2 separate regions of the Homo sapiens genome follow, and region 1 is linked to region 2. Evidence: read pairs that join two places in POLR2A ChIA-PET (ENCODE). Cell type or tissue: GM12878. All regions are shown on one strand. Each heading gives the region's core, and the rest is flanking DNA. Links, peaks and the distances in the headings are about the cores only.

What was found. Peaks named below come from ENCODE experiments on the same cell type or tissue, not always from the same donor. Only the 100,000 strongest peaks of a DNase experiment are listed, where the experiment ranks them.
Region 1: POLR2A ChIA-PET joins it to region 2 with 6 read pairs; 4 of 35 experiments call an interaction of 5 or more read pairs at or near these places.

Annotation. Positions count from the first base shown.
Region 1 is chr12:69,245,907-69,251,229 of GRCh38, forward strand. It overlaps CPSF6 (cleavage and polyadenylation specific factor 6), which reads left to right. Exons shown (of 10, transcript NM_007007.3): 2 at 5,223-5,323. Among named protein-coding and RNA genes, the nearest start is that of CPSF6, 9.0 kb to the left of the region's middle. RefSeq lists an enhancer at 1-364. In GM12878, for the core only: no CTCF peak of the experiment used is centred there; no DNase peak of the experiment used is centred there.
Region 2 is chr12:68,895,212-68,900,534 of GRCh38, forward strand. All of the region lies in intron 2 of CPM (carboxypeptidase M), which reads right to left. Among named protein-coding and RNA genes, the nearest start is that of CPM, 35 kb to the right of the region's middle. In GM12878, for the core only: no CTCF peak of the experiment used is centred there; a DNase peak (open chromatin) is centred at 2,150.

The DNA.
Region 1 (5,323 bases), core at 173-5,172, 350 kb after region 2:
GAAACCCCTGTCTCTACTAAAAATACAAAATTTAGCCAGGTATGATAGTGCACACCTGTAATTCCAGCTACTTCAGAGGCTGAGGCAGGAGAATTGCTTGAACCTGGGGGGCAGAGGCTGCAGTGAGCTGAGATCAGGCCACTGTACTCCAGCCTGAGTGACAGAACGAGACTTTGTCACACACAAAAATAGATTAATTACTTTTAAAAGAATGGAGGTGTATAGAGGCAGTAGTTGGAACAAAGAATTCACTTAGGAGTTACGGACCTGGACATCCGATAAGTCAGTTTTTATGTCATGAATCATTTTGCTTTACGTTCAGTCATTATGTATGTATTCTAGCCAATTGTTGAGCCAATTAATGAAAATAAATTTCTTGGACAAATATCAGAGAAACATTGTTTATGATTTATTTATGTTTACTAGAAAACCATCTGAAATAAAGCTGTCAGGTTGAGAATGAGCTAGGTAGAATTGATTCAGAAAAATGGATAGAAATGTTCAGGGAAGCTAGAACTCTTCTCTATTTTGTTATTTATGGGTGCAGTTAATTTAGTTGCCTGTGAATTGTCCACTATGGTTTATGTGGCATATTTTTAGTACCAAATTCCTTACCATTATATAAGGAAGGGATTTTTACAGGGATTACTAGCCAGTTTTAATAACTACTGAGAACATAATTAGATAAAACCAGAAAATGATATATTTTCTTTAAAAATGTATGCATTAGGTTATCTGCTATTGGATTTTGCATACTAGTATTTCTTTTCCGAGGTATAGGATATATTTTGTAAATGCAAAATGTAACTTCCCCCCTTCATATATTTCTCTAAATGGAAATAATTTAAAATAGGCTTTGAAACAAGTGGCCTTTGCTGTGCATTTACTGATAGTATCATATAATGCACGAATTTTGTATGTATTTATGTATTTTTATGGTAGAGATGGGATCTTCCTAAGTTGCCCAGGCTGGTCTTAGACTCCTGGGCTCAAGGGATCCTCTTGCCTTGGCCTCCCAAAGTGGTGGGATTAACAGGCATGAACCACCATGCCTAGCCTCGAATGATATTACTGTAATTTTAGAACCATCAAAAAAATATCAGGCCTGTCAGGGAGAATGATGAATATTTTGACAGCCAACAAGTTCATCCCAATAGTGGTATACAGTATGTATCGTATATCTGTGATATTAAAATTGTAAGAGGGGTAATTAGGGAAAAAATGTCTAAAAGTAACTTCTTGAAGGGAGGGAGGAGACAGGGATAATGAAAAGGTTGAGAAGCCATACTTTAAGGGAACTAATAGGATTTTGGTCATTTTGCCATCCATTTTCTCTGGCTTGGCAACAGATATTTGTATATCATGTGGAGCATAATCTTGTTGTGTAAAATGTTGAGAGAATACCTTGTCTAAAGAATGATTGTAGTGATTTAGAATGGTAGGGAATGAAAAAAATTAGTGAGTTTTTTTTTTTTTTAAACAAACCCTAAGAGCTGTTGTTTATTCCAAGCTTTATGTAACATAGCTGGCTAGCTACTATGAACAGCAGATAAGATTGGGCAACATTTGGTATCAAAGATAATTAGAGGAATGATGTTGATATTTTCTTGTTTTTTGAATGCCATTAAAATTAAAAGTAATAATTGAAAAGACCCTTCATGTAATAAAAAATGATACCGTGAAATATTTCTTTGACAAACTGGAAACCTTTTTTTTAGTCTGTTCAGTAGGCTCACAGAGCTTTATTTATATATGACCTGTGATATACATTTTGCATAATTTCTCATGCAAACATCATGCATATTTTCTCACTTTATGAAGTAAGAACAAAGTTCAGTATGTTCTGTATTTTTTTTTACGCTGGAGGATTGATGTGATATGAAGCTGATTAAAAGGAAGGTTACTGATAACTACAAAAGAGTGTGCTTTGAGTTTCATTTTTAGTAATGGCAGCAAATGTATTCAGATTCATTATGTTTTTTCACAAAGTTTAAATGTATACCATTGGGGCTAAGTGTACAGGCTGTGGCCTTGGAACAGAGAGAAGCTAACTAGTCCACATGGAGATCAAACCCCAGGACCATGGTCTTAATTAGGATCGTACTACAACCACTTGGAAGCAGTACAACTACCAGACAAAATGGCTGATCCTAAATATTGGTAGAATCATATCAATGTGGAAAATTGGTTTGTGTCAACATAGGAATTCATGGATGGACAAAAATAGTAAGTGATTGTGATATACCAGGTTAGTGTAGCTGCAATTATGCTTGTAAATTTTTTGTCTACTTATGTAAACATTTTCACAGGTTTGTAGCTAATAGAAGAAAACAAAGAATCTGTTCACCTATTTATGTAAGTGAAAGTGTAAATTTAAAAATACATTTAGTCCTGCTGTTAATAACCCTTCCATTCTTTTTTACTTTCCCTCAGACCATATATTGTGATTATAGTTTCTGCTGAGGAGGATGGAAACTCAACTCCCTTTGAATAATATTAGTAATTCTACTTGATGTTCAGAACCGGATTGCAAGAGAGTTTAAAGTGCCCAACACCCCTTGTGGGAAACTTTTTAGTATCTTAAGTGCATGGAACTACTGCTGCAGCCACACCGCCTGAAGCTTCAGCCACACTGAAACTTCATAACAAAACTTACCCTCTTTTTTCCTAATTTCTGTGGTCATTGCAATTTGAGCATGTTACTTTGTTTAACAAAAACTCATTTCTTAAAGATTATTTTAGTATTGCTGTACAAACAGAATAAAATTATGGCATTATTCAGTGACTTGTGGTCTTAGTTTCTGCCCTTTGTTAAATTTAGCTTTGTTCTCTGATTTAACCTTGAGATCCCAGACCCCTTATTAAATAAGTCTTATAGACATTCTACCTCGTAACAAGTAAAATTGGTATGTAAAGATTCTGTAACTAGTAAATTGGATAAGTCATTAATTACATAAACGATTACCTGATGATTACTTGAGGTCCCTTTATTTAGGAATATAAATGATATTTCCCCTACTAGGCTTTTTTCTTTTTCTTTTAAAAAGATCTTATTCTCGGCCGGGTGTGGTGGCTCACACCTGTAATCCCAGCACTTTGGGAGGCCGAGGCGGGCGGATCACGAGGTCAGGAGATCAAGACCATCCTGGCTAACCCATCCTGCCTAACACGGTGAAACCCCATCTCTACAAAAAATACAAGAAATTAGCTGGGCAAGGTAGCGGGCGCCTGTAGTCCCAGCTACTCGGGGGGGGGGGGGGGGGCTGAGGCAGGAGAATGGCGTGAACCCAGGAGGCGGAGCTTGCAGTGAGCCGAGATTGCGCCACTGCACTCCAGCCTGGGCGACAGAGCAAGACTCCGTCTCAAAAAAATAAATAAATAAAAATTAAAATTAAAAAAATACAAAATAAATAAAAGATCTTATTCTGGCTCTCCTTTAAATAGCAAAACAGTAGCCTGGGCCCATAATATCTTGTTGCTCTGTTTACCATCATATAACAAATGCTTTTCTCTGGGTCATTCTATCCATTTAGGGACTATTTTGGCTAATAGTCCCTAAAACCATTAGCTCCTCCATATGTGCCATTTGTATAATTCTTTAGTAAATTGTATTAATGGGAGAATCTGTAAGTTACGTCTGAACTTTCAGGTTGTCTTATAATTGTCTTTTTCCTTATGTCAGATGTTCTATGTCATAAGAATAAAATGGTTCACACCAATACAAGTACTTAGTTGTGGAAAGGGAGAGTAGAAGATAAAAATGGAGATTTTCCTGTGCTACAGGCTTAGTCAAGCTTATGGTCTATTTAATGGTTATCAAAGGCAATTAAATAGTGTTGAGTGTTCTGCTTTTACCTACATTTCATTTTTCATGTACTTAGTTACAAATTGAACCCTCTTCTATTTTTTTCCTGCTCCTGTTTCTGTTTCATTTTAGTTTTCCTTTTCCCTGATTATCATTTAGGCATGTAAGTGACACCCAGTAGCATTGCTTTAATTCTGCTGGTGACAGTGCCAAAGCTTTACTATACTCTTTTTGTTGTCTGTTGCTTTTCTCTTGCTAATTTGCTTGACTAGATAACTAAGAATTCAGGTAAGCATTAGCTCTTTGTTCACTGAGAATAATACAACTTGCAAGATAATTAATTTGGATTGTTCTACATGTATTTCGTTTATTTCTCTTTACCTTGTTCATTTATTACGACATTTTGAATTATTTACATACCCATATTTCTTCTTTCTTTTATGGCTCAGCTCACTATGCTTTTTTTTAATACTGGTAGCTTCCTCAAGGTTGGAAAACAAGATCTGAATACTATAGAAAATAATAACTATTTTTCTGTGGTCATATTAAAGATATAATGGCTTTGGATTTTGGGGTGATTTTTCTACTGTCAGTTTAAAAAAAACTTGTCTATTTGCATTTGTGTGTTATTACTTCTAGTTAAGAGTATTTCCAAGGAAAGTTTCATGTTACTTATTTTGTTTCCATGTCTTTTTCCAAAAGAACTTATTTTTTATATTATAATAAATATCAGTGGAAAAGTAGGTTTCGTTATATAGAAATTAACTTTAGGCTGGGTGCAGTGGCTCAAGCCTATATTTGGGAGGCCGAGGCAGGAGGATTGCTTGAACTCAGGAGTTCGAAACTAGCGTGGGCAATGTAGCGAGACCTGGTCTCTACAAAAAAAAAAAAAAAAAGAAAAAAAAGAAAAGAAATAAAGGAAACCCCCTTTTTTTGTTTTTTTGTTTTTTTTTGAGATGAAGTCTTGCTCTGTCGCCCAGGCTGGAGTGCAATGGCACGATCTTGGCTCACTACAACCTCCGCCTCCCAGGTTCAAGCGATTCTCCTGCCTCAGCCTCCTGAGTAACTGGGATTACAGGCGTGTGCCACCATGCCTGGCTAATTTTTGTATGTTTAGTAGAGACAGGGCTTCATCATGTTGGCTAGGCTGGTCTCGAACTCCTGACCTCAAGTGATCCACCTGCCTCGGCCTCCCAAGTGCTGGGATTACAGGTGTGAGCCACCACTCCCGGCAAGAAATTCACTTTTTAGACCTGTTCAAGAATACATCTATTGCATAAAGTGGAAAAAGATTTGTACTGAAATCCTTGGCCTTTTTCCATCAGATTTTTAAAACAAAAAGTTGAATTTGTATTCAAGTCTATTTTAGTAGTATTTTGACTTTTGTATAATCTAGAGCATTATTTCTGTATCTCAGGAAGCTGAATATGGTGGGCATGATCAGATAGATTTGTATGACGATGTCATATCTCCATCTGCAAATAATGGAGATGCCCCAGAAGACCGAGATTACATGGA
Region 2 (5,323 bases), core at 191-5,190:
GGTGCCCTAATGAACTCAGGCATATCATGTGACCTGCTCTGGCCAGTGAAATGTGGGCAGAAATGGTAATGTACCACTTCTGGGCAGAGCTTTAAGGGCTGATGCATGATTTGCCATCTCCTTTCCCTCTGACATAAGACAGGCAATGATTGGATAGAGGGTGCTCTGTCAGCTTCGGTCCTGGAGGGAAGGTGACAGGGAGCAGAGTCACAACTGTTCAATAATGGACATATGAGTGACATCTAAATCTTTATTTTTCTGTTATAAGCCATAGCAATTTGTGGGTCTTCTATTTCTGCAGTACAGTCCAGCCCTTTTCATATGACACTGCTTCCATAACCAACCCAAACCAAAATGACTTTCCCTCTAGTGAGTGTTCATTATACTTATTGCTGATACCTGTGCTTTTTCAGATAGGGGTTCCCAGAACCATAAAATTTTGTGGAGGTGGCCCAGAAGTAAAGAAATCTTAGAAAATGTGTTTTAGGCCAGACACAGTGGCTCACGCCTGTAATCCCAGCACTTTGGGAGGCCGAGGCAGGTGGATCATTTGAGGTCAGGAGTTCTCTGCAAAAAGTACAAAAATTAGCTGGGTGTGGTGGTGTGCCATGAATACACTCATTTCTATTTCTGACATCACTTTCATGCTTTGACAAAATGAAGTCCAAATGAAAACATGTTGTTGAGTAAACTTTCCTTTGTTTGGGTGATTGATCATATGTGAACTGGATCCCATGGCTCTAACTGCTTTTCCTTCAATGACTCCCCATGGCATTGAGATGGCACCTGATCCCCTCAGCATGCACACCAGACCTCTTGGGATCTGTCTTCTTCCTGCCTTGGGTTTCCCACCCCAATCCCATACACCAGGCCCTAGCCATTCTTCTTTATGTGTAGTTCCCAAAGGAGGTAACTCCCTGCCTTGACACCTTTAATACCTGCTCTTTCTTCTGCATGGATAGTCCTTAGCCCACCCCATCAAAGCGGCCAACCTCCCCTTGCCTTTTCAAGGCTCAGCTAAAAGCCTCCTGCCATCCAACACCTTCCTGATCCTTCTGCTCAGCCCCATCCCCTACCACCCTAAGTTAGATGCTTCCTTTGAACTTTCATAGATAGTACCCCTGCAACCCCTCTCCTATCATTTATTGAAACCAAAGGTTTTCCTGCAAGCAAGGGATTTTGTATCTCTGTGCTTGCAAAATCTGGTGTAGTGTCTGGCATATACATAGCAAATGATTGATAAATGTTTGCTGAGTGAATGGATGATTGGATAAATTAACAAACAAACCTGAGGAAGCTCACTTGGAGTCCGAGTCACCTTTGGTCCGGGGATTAGATGAAACTGTTTTCCAGTATTGATGGAAAAGTCCATAGTTAGTCTATGAGGTGCCATCCTGGGTGGGCTCTGGAAAGAACCCAGTTTTCTAGATCAAATCAAGAGTCAATGCACCTTCTTGGAATATTTCCATGCAAGAAAGTGCCAAGATCCAAACCAAATGTCTGGTTTCAAGTTAGATTCTTCCAACATTATGGGGAGATAGAGTTGCATTTGCTTACATGTTCATCCCCATAGTATTAAAGTTTTGATATTATACCCAAGAAATGTAGATGTTAGGTTCCATTTCATTTCTTCCTGAATAGGTGAATGGGGAGGTTTGGGAATTTCAGTTCCTAAATTAGGGACAGTTACGTTTTTAATTGAAAAAAAAAAATAGAGGAAAAATCTGAAGCTGCATTGGGTTGCAATAAATTTTCTTTTTTTTCTTCAAGACAGTCAAGACTCCCAGAGAAACAGAACAGCTTGTCTCATTAATCACTAACCATCAACAAAAAACAGGAAGACGGTAGGAAATTCCTCTGCCTTTCTCCTCTTGCAACCCCACCTTCTCTATTCCTCCCACTCCATTCCCAGGTCAGAGACTCATAAACCTGTCCTGCTTCCTCTAAACATTTAAATTTTTAACCTATAAATTATAAGACATTTTTAAGAATGGAGTTTTAAAAACTGGACATAATTATCATGCCCCAATCATTATAATTCTTCCATGTTCCCCTTTAGGTTTTTTTTTTTTTTTCCTCCATATAGCTACAGGAAACTTGTTTTTAAATCCCCAAAGTGAAAACCTCTAGGGACCTCATACTATAAAAAGCTGAGAACTTCCCTTTTTGGTCCCTTGAGGAAGAGGTCAAACATAACCAGATCATCTTTTTGAAGGACAATTCAGCTGTACTAAGAGCGAGATCGAGCATTACCTTAAAGTACAAATGAATACTTAAAGAGATTTCTTGGCCAAGGTGGGCAGATCACAAGGTCAGGAGTTCCAGAGCAGCCTGGCCAATATGGGGAAACCTCGTCTCTACTAAAGTTACAAAAAATTAGCCGGGCGTGGTGGTGTGTGCCTGTAATCCCAGCTACTCAGGAGGCTTGGGCAGGAGAATCGCTTGAACCCGGGAAGCAGAGGTTGCAGTGAGTGGAGATCGTGCCATTGCACTCCAGTCTGGGTGACAGAGCGAGACTCCGTTTCAAAAAAAAAAAAAAAAAAAGGCACAATCATTACAACTAGCACTATACAGTTATTGTCCATTTGAGGTTTCTTTTTTTACAGTATGTCATGGACATTCCGGTTCAGTGTTGAGGTTTTGTTTCTTGCTGCCCTATTGGTCTCACTCCGTCAGCCAGGCAGGAATGCAGTGGTGCAATCATGGCTCACTATAGCCTTGACCTCCCAGGGCTCAAGTCAGCCACCTCAGCCTCCTGAGTATCTGGGACTACAAGCATGGACCACTACGCCTGGCTAATTTGTGTATTTTTTTTTTTTTTTTGTAGAGATGGGGTTTTGCCATGCTGTCTAGGCTGGTCTTGAAATCCTGAGCTCAAGCAATCCACCCACCTCAGCCTCCCAAGATGTTAGGATTACGGGCATGAGCCACTGTGCCTGGCCTGGTGTTCTTATTTGTTATGAGTGCCTGCAGGTGTCACAGAGCTGTAATTTAAGAAGAGGTTAATTCAGACCCCTTTTGACCCCAGAAAAGACAGTTTGTTGGAGGTCTGCACAGCCCTATTGTCTATTTATTGCTACCATAAGAACTCATCCTTTAGTGGCAAGGAATAATGGCAATTAATTTACTAGTTTCCCCATAAGCTACTGTGGAGAAGAAAGGCTTTTCTTTCAGTCATCCTACTTCCTGAGTTTTACCCTAAAAAGCTCTCATTCTAAAGTGAAGCAAGTGAGAGTCCAGAGTGAAGGATGCTTAGCTCCCAATAGCAGGAGAGGCCTTGAAGTTACCAAAATTAGGTTCCCTAACCGGAACATTTGGTGGATTAACAAAGGTGGACTACTTCTCACTAGTATCACTGTTTTGAGATTTAAATCTCAAAAATAGATCAGTAGTTTAGTAAAGACATCAAAACCAGCATTGAGCAGCACGTCACCTGCCTGAACACAGCATGTGAGATGAGATGATATACAGTATCCTCTTCAGGGCATCTGACATAATGATGAAATGTGCAGGTTCCAGAATCAAAGTGTCAGAGCTAAAACCCAGCTCTGTCACTTACTAGCCATGTGGTATTGGGCAAATTGCTTAATCCCTCTAAATGAATCAGTTTCCTCATCCATATTATGGGATTAACGGTACTTACCCTCATGGGGTTGTTGTGCTATCTCATTTAATTCTTACAAGCTTTAAAAATAGTGCCAGAAACATTGTAAGCACGTGTTTGTTTGAGGGCCTCAGGTGTACAAATTGGCTGATGACAAACTACTGGCCCTAGCAGATGATGTAGTATCAGACCAATTAAAGACAAATTTTCAATATAAACAGTGTACATAACATAGGGATAGACTGCCAATTTGTTATGCCAAGAGACAGCAGAAATGTATGTGCCAGAAGATCTGCACATCAGGTCAAATAGACTACCACTCACTGAAGTTAAAAAGAAAACTGGAGTGTGGATTCAGAAAGTGGAAGGGGCTATTTTGAGAGAACATGTCCTTCAAAATGTATTAGCACAAAAACTGTCACAAACATTCACACCACCAAGCATCAGGTAAATTACTTTTTCAACTCCAAGGACTGAATCTCATTCAGAATTCCCAGGCCCTAACAGCAGAGGACAGTGCTGAACTGGGAAGCCGCATGTTGCCATGAGGGCAGGGCAGAAAGCCAAGTCACCTCTGTTAACTGTGTTGAATCATTAACCATAAACACATTTTTCACAACATTTTCTTTCATGGCCTGTTCTCAAAATTATTGAGGACATCGTGTAGATTTTGACTATCTCAATGTTAATGAGCCTGGAAAGCATGTTAAGAATTTCCAGTCTGGTGCTGTCATGGAGAGACTCCAACTCATCACTGTAAGAGGGCAAGCCAAGAGCTTGTAGACAAGGAAATGGTTCATTAGGAATCAACCAATGACATAAAATTGGTTCAATATGAATCGGTCAATGCCAAAAAAAGGCAGGGGAACTGTCCTAGATTGTGAGACTGTAGACGATGGGTGAGCCTTGCTTGATTTGATTCTGGGAACTACTGGAGAACTTTAAAAATGCAGTATGTTGTTGGATATTACTGAGTTATTATTTTTAGTTTAATAATGATGTGTCATGATTAGGCAGTAAGAAGTCATGCTTAGGAGATGCATATTGGTGTTTTTTGGGATGATGTGACATGCCATTTATCACTTCTAATGGTTCAGTAAAATCAACAGATGGAGCTCATGAGAGAGATAAAGCAAATGTGGCAAAATATTAACAACTGGTGGATGTATATGAATAATGTGTGAGTGCTTATTTTACTATTTTTGTATTTTTTTCTATAGGACTGAAAATTTTCTAAATAAAAAGCTGGAGGGATCAAGAGAATGAAAAGGTAAGCCACAGACTTGGAGAAAATGTTTGCAAAAGACATGTCTGATGAAAGAGTTATCCAAAATACAGAAAGAATTCTGAAAACCCAACAATAAGAAAATAAACAACTCAATTAAAAAATGGACAAAAGATGGAAACAGCAGGCATTTCACCAAAGAAGATAAACAGAGGGCAAATAAGCATATGAAAAGATGTCATCATATGTCACATCATATGTCATCAGGGAAAGGCAAATTAAAACAACAATGAGATATCAATGCATTCCTATTAGAATGGCAAAAATTCAGAACACTGACAACACCAAATACTGGCGAGGATGTGGAGCAACAGGAACTCTCATTCATTGCTGGTGGGAATGCAAAATGGCCAATTTGGAAAGCAGTTTGCAAGTGTCTTACAAAACTAAACCTACTCTTGCCATATGATCCAGCAAACAAGCTCCTTGTTATT